Regions from separate parts of the Homo sapiens genome. Here regions 1, 2 and 4 are each linked to region 3. The links are chromatin contacts, found by Hi-C or POLR2A ChIA-PET in ENCODE. All regions are on one chromosome and are shown on one strand. The core of a region is the stretch at or near the end of the contact, and the rest is flanking DNA. Distances in the headings are between cores, read along the strand shown. Region 1 has its middle 29 kb from the start of WSPAR. Region 2 holds the start of IRF1 (interferon regulatory factor 1). Region 3 overlaps HSPA4 (heat shock protein family A (Hsp70) member 4). Region 4 has its middle 88 kb from the start of WSPAR.

The links. Hi-C counts contacts between places; a loop is a spot of excess contacts on that map. ChIA-PET counts read pairs that join two places held with the same protein, here RNA polymerase II (POLR2A). Pooled maps may share reads with other maps.
Region 1: a loop to region 3 is called in a map with no recorded cell type, with 3 times the contacts of the local background. The contact joins two enhancer-like sites. A Hi-C loop is called at or near these places in 7 of 168 maps with a recorded cell type or tissue (CD4-positive, alpha-beta T cell, Right ventricle myocardium inferior, aorta and 4 more), 2 of 37 single-sample maps with no recorded cell type and 3 of 50 pooled maps.
Region 2: a pooled map shows a loop between it and region 3 (2.9-fold over the local background). The contact joins the promoter of IRF1 here to the enhancer-like site in region 3. A Hi-C loop is called at or near these places in 3 of 37 single-sample maps with no recorded cell type and 2 of 50 pooled maps.
Region 4: a pooled map shows a loop between it and region 3 (6-fold over the local background). The contact joins two enhancer-like sites. A Hi-C loop is called at or near these places in 3 of 37 single-sample maps with no recorded cell type and 3 of 50 pooled maps. POLR2A ChIA-PET finds 5 or more read pairs at or near these places in 3 of 52 experiments (WTC11, activated B cell and activated T-cell).

The regions. Positions count from the first base shown.
Region 1 is chr5:133,882,791-133,886,386 of GRCh38, forward strand. No RefSeq gene overlaps it. Among named protein-coding and RNA genes, the nearest start is that of WSPAR, 29 kb to the right of the region's middle. RefSeq lists enhancers at 828-1,329, 1,330-1,829 and a silencer at 2,174-2,374. Within about 2 kb of position 1,966, at least 2 of the 41 ENCODE cell types and tissues checked have a DNase peak (open chromatin) inside an H3K27ac peak, as active enhancers do.
Region 2 is chr5:132,489,004-132,492,238 of GRCh38, forward strand. IRF1 (interferon regulatory factor 1) reads right to left here and starts at 1,770. Exons shown (of 10, transcript NM_002198.3): 1 at 1,542-1,770; 2 at 389-480. The coding sequence starts at 475. RefSeq lists silencers at 602-651, 1,182-1,461, 1,722-2,171 and enhancers at 643-1,290, 2,312-2,451, 2,585-3,230, 2,722-2,931, 2,972-3,021.
Region 3 is chr5:133,104,012-133,107,303 of GRCh38, forward strand. HSPA4 (heat shock protein family A (Hsp70) member 4) reads left to right here. Exons shown (of 19, transcript NM_002154.4): 18 at 1-15; 19 at 222-2,438. The coding sequence ends at 425. Among named protein-coding and RNA genes, the nearest start is that of HSPA4, 54 kb to the left of the region's middle. Within about 2 kb of position 1,925, at least 4 of the 41 ENCODE cell types and tissues checked have a DNase peak (open chromatin) inside an H3K27ac peak, as active enhancers do.
Region 4 is chr5:133,824,194-133,827,889 of GRCh38, forward strand. It overlaps a transcript of FSTL4 not described here. Among named protein-coding and RNA genes, the nearest start is that of WSPAR, 88 kb to the right of the region's middle. RefSeq lists an enhancer at 627-676. Within about 2 kb of position 1,563, at least 6 of the 41 ENCODE cell types and tissues checked have a DNase peak (open chromatin) inside an H3K27ac peak, as active enhancers do.

The DNA of each region.
Region 1 (3,596 bases), core at 716-3,215, 780 kb after region 3:
GCATCCTCTACAGGAAGGGCAGAGAAAGGCCGGCCCCTCTTTCTGCCTGCTTCTGGCATGGCTCCTGGCTGTCCCCAGCATCTGCATTGCCATCTGTAGAGTATGTAAATCCATACAATTAATACTCTTCATAATCTTACCGCAACCATTTTTCTTCACGAATGTGTTCAGTTTCAGGAAACGCGGCATGTCCTGGAGGCACATTTACATTTCATTATCTCTAAAAGCTTAACTACCGTGACTAATGCTGGATTAATAAGCAGCCCCTTCGAACGTCGAACTACTTTAAACACCACCACTTACGCAGTCTCACTGGTGGTGGAAGAGGGTGCTTTCAAACAGCCGCTGTGGCTGAGAAGGGGTCAGTCCAGGAAGCTAAGCAGGTCTAATTTCTGGATCTCCCTTGAGAGACTTTATATTATTCTATCCAAGCAATTAAATCTCAGCCAAAGCTATCAATTTCCCGATGAGCCTGGGACTGAAAGAAAGTCCAGGTGGAGTCCATGTGGGTCACCTGGAGTGTTCCCAATCCCCGCACCAAGGGAGAACCCTGACTGGCCTGGACTCCAAGCACAACACCTAGCTATGAGGCTGTGTGTGCTAAGCACCAGGACCAGACAATGCTCATTTGCAGCTGGAAACCTCATGTACAGCCTTTAAAAGAAGAAAACAAGCCACCAAGTTGAGAGACATCAAAGTCAGACTCCGGCTGAAAGCCCTGGGACTGCCTCCCTAAGGGACAGCACACGAACCACCCCACTGAGGCAGCCGCAGGGAGCACACTCCCTCTGGCCCTTTACCAGCAATCCTGGCACCCGGAAGTGCATGCTTTGTAAATTCCAAGCACAACCATTTTGGGCAGATATTCGTTATTATTGTATTTTTGTGACACAAGTGAGTGCCGTGTCACAGTCAACTATCAGTGCAGGTAGACAGTGGTGTCCAGAAATCTCTCCCTCCAGACTTTCATCCCACCTGACACCTCAGACCCCCAGCATTTTAGCTCATGCAACTGATTTGGGTTTGGCTGCTGCAATGTCTCTGGTTTGTTCAAGATGCTTCTCCCACAAGGATGTGTTCTGCTCTGAGAACTTGGTCACAGATGCTGGTTGATGCAGAGGCCTTCATCGAAGGGACTGGGCTGCCCCTGCCCTCCAGCCACCTCTGCCCACTCTATGCATCACTGGCTAGAGACCCCTTGCTCACCTCCCACAAATGCTCTGGGCCTACCCGTGGCCTTCAGCATAGCAGACCCAGCCCAACTTGTAGGGAGTGGGCCCACCCTCAGCTTCAGGACTGGCATCCAGGGAGGAGGCTTGCTCAAGGAAAGCCCATCCTCTGCTCCCTCTGCTCCAGGAGAAGGGGCCGAGGCCCTCAAAGTTCTGGCTCTCTGACTGTCATCCACCTCAAACTGCAAAGAGGCCCAGAAGCTAAGCCATCTACTGTTTACCAACTCTCCTCCCCAGGACCATCCTGGATCTCCCTGGGCTCCGGACAGCAGCGCTAGCACCCATTGTGACACAGGTTACTGCTTGCTCAGTGGTGCCTAGAGTCTGCATGCTCATCTCCCCGGCAAGTAGGGTGAAGCAGGGCAGGCCAGAGCACCTGTGGGATCTTGCCCCAGCTCCATGGGGTGACAACTCCACCTCTGTACCAGGAATTATTCTGATCCCTATTATCCTTCTTCCACGTATCCCACCAAAAACACCCATTTCTCAGGAAGGGCTAAGAGTCCTGGACGACACTTCATGGGGAGTCAGAATTCCCCATCATGCCAGGTGACTGACTAGCAGAACCTGCTGCTGAAGGTCACATGGACAGGGAGGCATGCACAGAACACAGGAGGTCTCATCTCCTCCTCCCCCACACCATGACCCTAGAAAAGCTCACGAGGGCAGGAGCCAGCCCTGCCGGCTAGACTCCCCCTGCAGCTCCTCAGCCAGAAACAGGGAGGTTAATAAAACACAGGACGAGGGTCTCCCGAGGGACAACTCTTGGCTGCCTCTGAAGTTTACAAAAGCAGCGCTTCTGATGCCTCAAAGGCTGCCTGCCACGGCTTCCTGTGAATTATTACACTGCAGGTTTTCAGAACATTCTGACTGCAATGCCTTGGGAATGAGAGTAATTGTATTTTATCTGTTTGCCAAGAGTTTTCAGTAAACTCCTTTAATGTACTGTAAAACTCACAGCCCCAAATAGCAATGTGTGCCTTCTAGCTTATGCACCAGGCACTGAATAAACACAGGGTGATATATGGGGCTGGAGAGGACACTATTCATATATTTACACCCTTTACCAAAACACACATTCATCTTAATGACATTACTTACTACATAGCCCAACAAATGGAGCCCTCTGAAGGTCACAGTCACAGGCGTTCCTCCAAGATGGCCTCCTCAGCTTGCAGAAGACTTGCCCCAAGGCAGTCCTTGTTCCAGGGATTCCCCACCATAGAAAATCAGATGTCCCCCCGCTTCCCTGTGAGTCAGAACCTGGGGCAGGAAAGCCACCCAAGGCCTCTCCTCCTCATCCCCCAACGACAGGGCCCAGACAGCTGGTGGACACCAATTACCACCCCGTACACCCAGACTTCAGCAACAGGCTACCCTCAAATTGGCCTCAACTCCTTCTTCAACCAGGACAAGGGGGAGGAGAAATAGGAGGAGGAAGATGAAGAAGAGGAGGCAGAGAAAGGAGGGAGGGAAAAGCGGGGGGAGCTGACGGGGGAGGAGGGTGCCTCATTGTGAGGAGGAGGAGCTGGGGGGAGGCGAGGGCAACAGAGTGGACTTGGTCTTCGGGCCACACCCCCTATCCTCCAAAGTGAGGGTCCAATCGAGACCAGGTGTGGAAGAAAAGCCACCCAAGGGAAAGGCCTTGGGCAATGGTGTGCGAGGCCAGAGGCCGGATCTGGGGTTCCATCCAGCCACCAGCCCCTAGGGAGAGCTTGACAAGGGTTTCCCCTTATGCCCCCTCAGTCAATTTCCCCATCTAAAACAGAGGAAGTCAGACCCAGTGATCTCTTGAGGCAGACTTCACCCTCACGGCCACCATGGTCGGTCCAAACCACCACTGTCTCTCTCCCTCTGTGTGCCTCTGCCTTCCCACAATGTATTCTCCACACAGGAGCCACAGCAGGCCTACTAAAATGAAAATCAGGTCATGTCACCCCTCTGTTTGGAACCCTCCAATGCCAACCTCTCAACCAAGACCTACCAAGGCCCTCCAGGATCTGGCCCCCAGCTCATACCCTCTTCCTCACTTCCCCCACTCCAGCCACACCAGCCTCCTCCCGGGCTGGACCTGGAAGCCACCGAAGCCCTGGGTCTTTGTATCTGCTGGTGCCTTGCCTGGAATGCCCTTCCCTGAGATATCTCCAAGGCCTCCTTCCTCTCTGCCTTCAAGTCTTTCCTCAAGAGGCCCCTTCTTTACAAAGCCTTCCCTGGCCAGTCACCCTGAGGCCCCACCTTCCCTTCCTGCCACTTCTTCTCTCCTAGCACTTATGATTTCCTGCTGTACCATACATTTTACTTACATTGTCCATTGTTTCTTCCTGTCTACTCTCTAAGAAGAATATAAGCTCTGTGAGGGCAGGGATT
Region 2 (3,235 bases), core at 520-3,019, 620 kb before region 3:
TGCTAAGCCAGGCACGTTTCTGCCCAGCAGCATCCACTTCTCAGTCTTCTATTTGTTCGATTGGAGCCCTGCAGAGTGCTGTGTATGTTTGTAAGGGTCTCGCTTAGAGGAGAGCAGAACTCCAGCTCTGCAGATGCTGGAAAGTCTTGCTGCTGGAAACTGGAAGTGCCTTCAGGTGGGTGCCCTACCTCAAGAAGGGAAGAAGGCAGGAGTCATGCAAGTGAGGCCCAGGCTGGGCCGTGCACACTCCCTGCATGCAGGACCCACTGGGAGAAACACCTGCTTGTCCCGTTATCACTTCCCTTTTTGAGCTGCATCTGAAGCTTTGGTCCCTCCAGAAGTACATGGGTTAAAACAGTGGCAGGAAAACCCAAAGAGTTACACTCACTTTATTAATCCAGATGAGCCCCGGGATTTGGTTGGAATTAATCTGCATCTCTAGCCAGGGTCTCATGCGCATCCGAGTGATGGGCATGTTGGCTGTAAAGAGAACACAGAGGCTCCAGTCTGGAATCTGTTGAACAGTACCTGGGCAGTGACCTGCCCCACCCGAGGTCACTTAGTTACCCTCCCCTCACCTCAGCCAGCTGCTAGGTACTACACTCAGTGCGGAGGGGAGCTGCGCTGGAATAAAACTGCTCTCCAAATTTTTTCAGCATCTTAGGCAAAAATGCTTTTGCCCCTTCCTTCAGCCCCTCCCAGCCAGTCTCTGGAGGAGACAGGCATGCAAGTGATGGCTTCAGGATTCATATGCAGGAAAAGAGACAAAATGCACAGATACCCTAATTTCAGAACTTTTCGCTCAAAATTCAAATCCTTTGGGAAGGGAGGGACTTCTTTTGCTTGATGCCAAGAAGAAATTCCCTTGACTTGAGTTGTAACCACTAGCTAGCAAAGGGCTAGCCGTCACCCTGAACAGCCCCCTCCCGCCCCCCTGAATCCATTCTACGCCTTCCTGACAGCCACAGCGCCCACAACGCTAAGACCAGGACGCTAACCCTTCCGGCCCGGTTTCCCCTCCTCTGGAGAAGTGGCCCAAGGAACACCTGTGGCGCCTCTTCCCGCAGTCTCCGTAGGTCACGATTCCCTCCAGCCACCTGGGCAGTAAGCCAGCCCTTGCCACCAGCACAGGGAGCCCAAAACCTGTCGCCTGGGCGCGGAGCTGGGACCGCCGAAAGCCGGGAGCACTGGGCGCCCACGCGTGGGCTGACACTCGGTCCCCGGCACGGCGTGTGGATGCGCGGGACGAACATAGCGGGCCACCTACAGGCCCCTGGCGGCTGCGCGCACGCAGATCTGCGAAAGCTGCCGGGCGCCGGCAGCCTCGTCCGGGTGGGCGGTCCACGCCGCGTCCCGCCCTCCCCGCGCCGCGGCCCGCGGCTCGCAGCTCCTCCGGCGCCCCCCGGAGCCCGCGCGGAGGCCCGGGCAACGCCGCGCGCCGGCGAGTCTCCAGCCTGGAGCTTTCGACCCCCCACTTCCTGGTGCCCCGCGCGCCTTTTATTCGACGCCGCCGGTGCCCCGCGCCTCAAAGGCGTACTCACCTCTGCTGCAGGAGCGATTCGGCGGTCGCGCGCGAGGGTCCCGGCGACGCAGGGGCTGCAGTGAGGGCGCGCGGAGCGCGACTCCGAGTGGAAGAGGGAAGAAGGCAGAGGTTGCCGGGTTCTTAAGGCCGCCGGGCACGGCCGGCGTGGACTGGGCACGGCTCCGGGTGGCCTCGGTTCGGCGGGGCTCGGGCGCACGTCTTGCCTCGACTAAGGAGTGGCGAGCTCTGCCAGGGCAGCGGCGCCACCGAGCAATCCAAACACTTAGCGGGATTCCCCAGCCCTGGCCGGCCCCGCCCCCGGACAGCCGCGCGGGCGCCCATTGGCCGGCTGCGTGCCGTCATTTCGGGGAAATCAGGCTGTTGTAGAGCTAGCGGCGAAGGGGAAGTACAGGGCGGCTGCTCCGCCCCACCCTCTCCGGCCGGGCGCCACCGCCCCGGGGCCACCGCGGGCCCGCCCCGAGCGCTCCCAATCCACCCCTGCTCCGGCTTGCCCGGAGGAGGGCTGCCCGGGACAGCCCAGCGCCCCTGGCCCCAGCCTGTCCTCTCACTCCGCCTTGTCCCAGCCGGCTGGCTCCTGGGGCCATCTTTTCACCCTCCTGGCGGGGCGGGGGCGGGGGTATATCTCCCGAACGCAGGTGAGGGGATCGCCCGGGCACTTGCCGCCCTCTCCAGTGGGAACACTGGGCCGAATCTCCCGACTGGCAGCCTGGCTCCTCAAGCTTGCCAGTGGGATATCAAGAAGGGAGGGTTTCAGTCCTAGCACTACCCCTGTTTTTAGGGGTGACCCCCTCCCTCCAGGTCACTCACCTGCCCTGGGGAAGTGAAGAAGGCAGAAAGCCTACCCTGCCCCGTGTGCTGTCTGGGGCTGCTGGACCAGGGGAAATCCCAACTTGGCCGCTGCTGGCACAGCCCCCAAGGGACGCAGGACCTCTGTTTTTCAACCATAAAATAATAGTAGCCCTACCTTGATGGTTTGCTGTGATGGGAAGAGATTGTAAAGCACTATGCTCCACTCGGGCAACAGACGCTGAGTAGTTTTCAAGGTCGCCGTTGCAGGGTCTAATAGTGACCAGGATGACACCCCACCCCTTTTCGGTCTGCCTCCCTGGGACTCCCCCTGGCTGGCTTTAGGGAACAGAGGAGGAGAAGGGGTTCAGAGAAGCCCAGACGGCTGAGTGAGGGTAGGGGTGGGCTAGCTCTGATCCCTCCTAGCACTCTTGCCTCAGGCCGCCTCCAGAGCCTCCCTGTGGCCCGCGTATGGGAGTTCCGCAATGGAAGCATTGCTGTCATCTCTGAGTCCCCAGGGCTTGGCCCAGAGAGGTTCTGGGCAGCATGGAGGAATTAGCTCAGGGCTGATCAACGCCATGGGGCTAGCCAAAGGGTTGGGGAGCCCAGGTCCCATGCTCCTTGGTAAGGCCCCTACTTAACTCTCGCGCACAACTAGTCCCCGCCCCACGTATAGTCCTAGAGACTTGACTGGGTGTTCATTTTCCATCCAAAACTCTGGCCCAGGAGGCTTCTTCCTTCATCTCCCTAAAGCTCCTGCAGAAGTAAGTTACTCTCCCAGGCGTGTCATTTCCTTCACCCCAGCTCTCCCTCCAGGGCAGCACCCCATTTTGCAGGCTATAAATAGACACACCCATGCAACATTCGACTTGCCAGTCACTCTACCTCCCTCCCGTAGAGGAAATG
Region 3 (3,292 bases), core at 675-3,174:
GAAGCTAAAATTAAGGTAATTTAAGACTTTTTTTTAATAGTCTTTTCTTGACAGCCTTATTATTAATAGTCCTCAAGTGACACTTAGGAGGGAACTTTATTATAGTGTTTTAGCTTCTAGGTTGAGGATTGGGTGGTGGGAGAGGGCGGATTTGGGTTTAGCATGGCTTGTAAAATTTGTTAATTTTATAAGAAACCAGTTTTCTGTCTTACCCATTCCAGGAGCTGACAAGTACTTGTAGCCCTATAATTTCAAAGCCCAAACCCAAAGTGGAACCTCCAAAAGAGGAACAAAAAAATGCAGAGCAGAATGGACCAGTGGATGGACAAGGAGACAACCCAGGCCCCCAGGCTGCTGAGCAGGGTACAGACACAGCTGTGCCTTCGGATTCAGACAAGAAGCTTCCTGAAATGGACATTGATTGATTCCAACACTTGTTTCTATTAAAACAGACTATTATAAAGCTTTAAGTTGTCAACTTTGTTCTAAATATCAACTAGCGCAAGTGAATACTGAAGATTTCTTAGTCAGTTTTTAGGGGATTTTCGGGGAGGGGAAATAGGTAATGTATGGAGCATTTTCACTTCTAAATAGTTAGATACAGAAATTAAGTGCATTGTATCTTTTTCATAATGGTACTATTTAGAAGCCCAGTTAGTCTTACTGAGCTTATGCTTCACTCCTTTATGTTTAACCATGTGTCTACAAGAATAAGTTTGTTTTGGAAAGTTGAGCTATAGCTACAGCTCTAGCTATCCAGCAGACTTTTCATTATGACTTACATGGCAGGAGCTCTAATTATGCTTTAAAAATCTGTTGTGGAGATTGCTTTAAATGCTCCCTGCCTGGTGTGGGGATGGGGTCCCCCTCTTTGTGAGGGCTGGAGCATGGCACGGCATGGATTAACACGGCAGAGGAACAAAGGTGTGCTCTGAGCTTCTTCATATTTCACCTTCACCCTCACCTGTGTTCTCTTCCCTCTCTCCCAATAAAAGGGCTCCCATTATAAATGCCATGTACTTCTCTTGGGAAAATAGACCCCCTTGCCTAGAGTAAGTTGTTAACTGAGGGCTTTAAACCTGGAGGCTCTTCCTGAAAGTATGTTCATGAATACCCCAAGCATCAAGGTCTAAATAATTTTCAGAAGATTAGAATTGGGTAGATATACTGTTGGATATAGCCATGGTAAATTTAACTGAGGAATTAAATCCTTGTTAATTTTGGTGTAAAGATTTGTATCCTGGCCTGTTTATTCAGGTGGGAGATGTTCTGTATAATTTTGAGGTATAGCTTGAACTCCTAGAACAAGAGTTAAAAGTTCTTTTTAGCTCATTCACAATCACTTGTGTGTTAAGTGTTAATATCTGTCATGAACCTGCCAATTTGTACGTGTTAAGCAGCTGACAGATGATGCAAAAAAAACTAAGATACACTGGATTGTACTGGATGAGTCTGAAATTAGTGTTAAAGAAGTGTGGTGCCTGATGTTATAACAACACCTCATTCTTAACTGTGTGGCCAATGTCAGGTATACCAAAGCATTCCTCTGACTGCTTTTTGGGGCAGTGTTGACAGGAGTGAGGCATTTTGGAAACTCCAAGGGAAGCCTGTGTTTGAGGCCAGAGTTGGTACCTGCTTTAAGAAACTGTTACAGGGCTTGTTGGTAATGTTTTGAATCTTTGTAAAAATTGATATTCTGTATAACAGAGTGCCTCTCTGTTACTTTTGGCCTATGTTGTTAGAAATAAGATGCTATCTTGCATAGTTAGAATTAAGCGTTTGTCCATCTCTAGATAACATTGAAAAGTTTGAGTGTTACAGGCTCTAAAGTGCAATGGAGAACAATTGCTTAGGAGGAGGAAGGGGAAAGTATACTTATGTTGGTGTGTAAGCATGCATGGAGGCCTCGAGGCACCACAACAAGGCCAGGTTCTTAGCACATCCTCTGTTCTCTACCTGTCATGCTTCAAGAGTTCCAGCTGGCCTGCTGTGAAGCCAGTAGCTATTTTAAAAGTGCTGGCTGCAGGATTAAGCCAACCCTTTACAACTGGCCCAGACCGTAATGGCCATTTCTTCTTAAAAAAAAAAAAATTTTTTTTTTTTTTTTTTTTTTTTTTTTTTTTTTTTTTGGTGTGTGTGTGTGTGTGTGTGGGGAAGGGTGTGGGTGCTGGGATGGGGGTGAATTTCAAGTTGAAACACGATGATGTGGTCTGCTTGCTCTCTGCTTAGACAGGCTTTAAGACCAATTGGATTTTCATGGAGGCCAGGACAGAGAGTGGTAATTGATGGCTTGTGTACAGACAAGCATTTATCCAGGTTGCGTTATCCAAACTGATTTGTTAAAGCTCCAGGTCACGTTCTTACACTAAGAAAATCATTCAGTAAACATGAGACAAGTTTAGGAAAAACTAATAAAATAAACCTGTCTTAAACTTGAATGGTTTCCTTAATTCCATAATGAAGGCTGCTGGGTGTGTGTGTGGGGGTGTGTGTGTATGTGTGTGTGTCTGTGTGTATGTGTGTGTGGGGTGGGGGCGGGGGGTGTGTTTTCAATAAAAATGTTCTCTAGGAGTAGGAACCCTCTGAGCTAAATTTCACTTAACATCCGTTGAAGACTTCCAGTCTGAAGAGTGACAGCTGAAGCACACTGCCTACTTTGTGAGAAAATGTTGCCTAATTTTTCTGTACTCAAACTCTCCAGTTGAGTCTTGGCCCAGTTCCTTTGGTGTTAGGAATCCTTGTCTTGCTCCTGTGACTGGGCCTTACTTTGAGGGTTTTGTTAGCAGAAGGCGGGGGTTATGGCATAAAGGTAAGTGCTAGGACTTACACCTGGCCAAAGAACAGCGCGGTCCAGAGTGTGCTAGAATAGTTGGCGCCACTGGATGTGTGGTGTGGCTGCGTGGAATGTGTGTTGGTGTATGTATGTGGTGGTGATGGGTGTTTAAAGGGCACTAAGCCAGTGAAAAAGACCTTAACTGGATAAGGCATGGGTCTAGACGAGGAGGGGTCAGGGGTCTTGTTCCCTGGGTCATGCCCCTTGCACAGTCCTAGTCCTCTGGCTGTAGGAGCAGCTTACCTGCCAGGGCCTACCCAGGGCCTATTGTAGCCACGTGTCTGAGAAACGTGTGTCTAGTAGGTTTGGTTTCCTCCTGAGCATGTAAGTGGTTTCTGTAGGGGAATTGTTAGATGTGGTAGAAAGAGCTGAGATAGCTGGGTGTGGTGGTGTGCACCTGTGATTCCAGATACTTGGGGGGCTGAGGCAGGAGGATCACTTGAGCCCAGGTGGTCAAAG
Region 4 (3,696 bases), core at 313-2,812, 720 kb after region 3:
TCAGATCCCACAGGACTGCTCCCACTCCAGATGCCAATCATAAATAGTGGGTTGCCACCTATGCTTCTGATGGACCCACTATAAATGAGGGTTCCCACAGCCCCCTCCTTGGGTTCGATTAATCTGCTATAGCAGCTCACAGAACTCAGGGAAACGCTTTACTTACATTTACCAGTTTAATCCAGGTGAAAGAGATCCACAGAACAAGGCATGTGCCCCCATCCTGAGGCTATTTAGGGGCCACCAGCCATCTCAGAAGCAGACAAAAGACACTCATATCCCTCTAGAGATTCCAGGGCTTCAGGATCTCTTGCCAGGAAAGGGAGATGAAGACCAAATGTATATTTCACAGTATCAGAGTACCTGAGTATATTTCACCACCATTAAACAAGAGGTGATGCATGACTCAGCTCCATCAGAGAAGTAAGAAGACTCGGGGCGAAGAAGGCCCTGTGCCTTTCTCTGGCACACTGGAAGCACCTGCTTGTGTACCAGCTTCTCACCAAGACCCCTGTTGCCAAAGCAACCAAGTTTGGCTTTTCCTGCCCAAAGCACGCAGGCATCCTTGAGCAGGGGAGAGGTGGAGCCAGGCATGCACCGGGAAACCACCACATACCATGTCCAATGGCTGAGCCCTTTGAACTCTCAAGGTTGCTAAATGGTACCTGAGTCCAGGACTCCCACCAAGACACCCAACTCCACAGACAGACAAGTTAATAAATCACAGCGTGAATCCCCTTCAGAGGGTGGCTGTGTGTAAAAATAGAGAGGGCACCACAGCTTCCTGCCCACCTTTTCCTGGTGTCCCTGGAATCATTCATTACAACCACAGGGCAAGAGTCCGTGGTGGCAGAGATGAAGAGGCTCAGTGGCCTGGCTCCACCTCCTCACTTCACAGAGACACTGAGGTCACTCAGGGACTCAGTGCCTCGCTGCACTCACACAGAGACTCAGGAGTCAAAACCAGTTAAAACCAGGCCTCAGGTCTCCCTACTCCCACGCCACCTTGAAGGACACACCCCCCAGAAACCACAGCTCACTCCTTTTTCAGGACTTCATAGTCAAGAAACAAGCCCTGCCAATCCTATGCTCAAAAGTCCCCAGGCTGAGATGCAGGTCTTTCAGGTGGGCACCAAACTTTGGTCTGGAATCTTGAACTCATTTCAAAGTGTTTCTCAAGATGGTTCTTGTATAATTTCCACCTTAGCACAAACTAATAGCTCCTCATTGCAATTCCTCTGCCTCTGCAGCCATTTACCACTGCATTGACCTTTGCTTCTAGGTTAATTATCAATAGTTTTGTCTATTGAAGAAATTGAACTGAATTAGCTTAGTTTTAATCTCTCATCAGTAATTCAAATGACCATTTCCCACTGATGAAAAATAAAACTATCCGCGGGGGTGGGTGCAGGAGAGCCACCAACTCCTAACAAGGCTTCACCAGGCAGGGAGGGGCATGGCCCTCACCAGTAGGCATCAAAGCCGTTCCCCTGGCGTCCCATGCTTGAGTGCCCTCGGTCTGGACTGGACTTGTGCCAGGGAGCACGGAGGATGTCCCAGGTTGGTCCGGCCCTGTCTGACAGCCCATTAGCTCCAGCTGTCGGTGACATCTGCCTGCTCTGATTACCGTCAGAGCTGCGGAGAAGCAATGGCCCCCAGCATCGAGCTGTCTCCCCCTGTGCTCAGCTGTCATCAAGTATTGTGTTTCCACCTCAAGGCACTCAGAACCCATCCCCGGCTGCTATTTATAACCTTCCTTGAGGTCGCCTGCCGGTGAGGCTGCAGAAGGGGTGTGCCACTTCAGGGCAAAAGGCCCCAAACACCACCAACTTCCTGCCACTGCCTCCAGGTGAGAAGCAGGCAACTTCTGAGCTGAGCAAAATCAATTCACAAAAGTACATGCAGCATCAGGTCAGCTTCCACTGCGCTCCATGGCTGGGGACTCCAGGCTACATGAGAGGGACACTGAGACTAGGGCAGCTTGCGATGTCACCAGAGGCCTGGAGAGATGGATTCAGATGGCGCCACATGGCTCCATGCTCAGCCTGACAGGACTGCCTCTGATATCTAAAAAGATGCCACAGTGATTGCAAAGGGACTGAAAATCCCAGCCTTTGACTTGTGCTGAGCCACCCATGTTAGTTTCCTGTGGCTGCCATAACAAAGGACCACAAACTGGGTGGCTTATAACGACAGAAATGATTCTCCCACAGTTCTGAAGCCCAGAAGCCCAGAATCCTGCCACACCAGACTCCCTCCAGGGACCCTAAGGGAGAAGCTGCCTTTGCCTCTTTCAGCTTCTGGTGGCCATCAGCATTCCTTGACTTGTGGCCGCATCACTCCAACCTCTGCCTCTGTGGCCACACTGCCTCCTCTTCGTGTGTCTTCTCTGTGTCTCAAATCCCCCGTTGGCCTTTCTCCTACAAGGACACTTGGATGCAGGGCCCACCTAGGTAATCCAGGAGTATCACCCCATCTCAAGATCCTTAATTTAATTTCACCTGCAAAACTGTTTTTCCAAATAAAGTCACACACACTGGGCTCAGGGACGTAGATACATCTTTTGGGGGACCACCTATTCAACCTAGTCTATACCCCAACCTAAGGGAATAAAACAAGAGTCTGGCTTTTAGAGTCAGGAAGCACTGGGTTTGAATCCCACCACTGCCACTGACTTAATAACTAAAATTCTGTCTTTTCTTAGGATGTCACCAGCACCCAGTGTGATTCCAATAACAGGGCCCAGCAGGGCAGGGATCTGAGAACAGGCCTTGCCCTCCTCCCCTCTCACCACAGAAGGCCCAATGGCACGCCCAGTGACAGTCCCGCCCCAGGCCCAGATGGGAGCAGGAACTTTGTGGGTCCGTAAAGACGGCCTGCAGAGGAGCCATTTGCTTTCCCCACTCCAGGGAAGCAGCACTCTGTCACCTCTTATGATACCGCATCATCCTCGGCTCTGGGACCTGGCTGCCTGCCTGCTTGTTTCTGCCTCAGCGCCCCCAGCAGCACCAATAGGTCTCCATCCAGGCTTTGTTTGCTTTTAATTACTAAGCCAACTAAGTGAGCCCCCAGCACAGACACACCTGGCTGCCTCTGACAGGTAATGAATCGTTCAACCATGTTCAAGGACAGGCCTTCCTGACAGCAGCGGGGCGATCAACTGAACAAAGTCAGGGTGAGCTGGGAGGGCAGAGAATATTGACTAAGGAGTGTCGCGGATGCCTGCCTCCCAACACTGCCCCTGAGCTCAGCTGATATGGATGCAGATAGTCTTGGGACCACAAGTTTCTGACGAGGAGGATTGATTTCTCTAGGAAAATGGAGAGTGGACACTGTGCAAATACTCTCTTATATATCAGCACCAACATGGAGATCCTTTAAACATCACTTTTCAGTGACCAAAAGAAGAGTTTTTCTTAAGACCAGAGAGAAGACATCCAAGTCTGTGGACTCCTCTTGTATGATTTTCCTCCACAGGCTGAAAAGACCTACAAAGCCATGGGTTTCTTCCACACTATCTCACCCCAAATTCTGTACATTGCACACAAGGCTGGTCACACACCTCTCTGGAGCCATCCTCAAGCAGAAGAGGGTCATGTTCAACAACCCAGGGTTGACAAAGGACAGAGCATGAGGCATGGGCACAACTGGGGGTCTTGCAGGCTATAAGGATCAAGATTTGCCTCAAAACTTGAG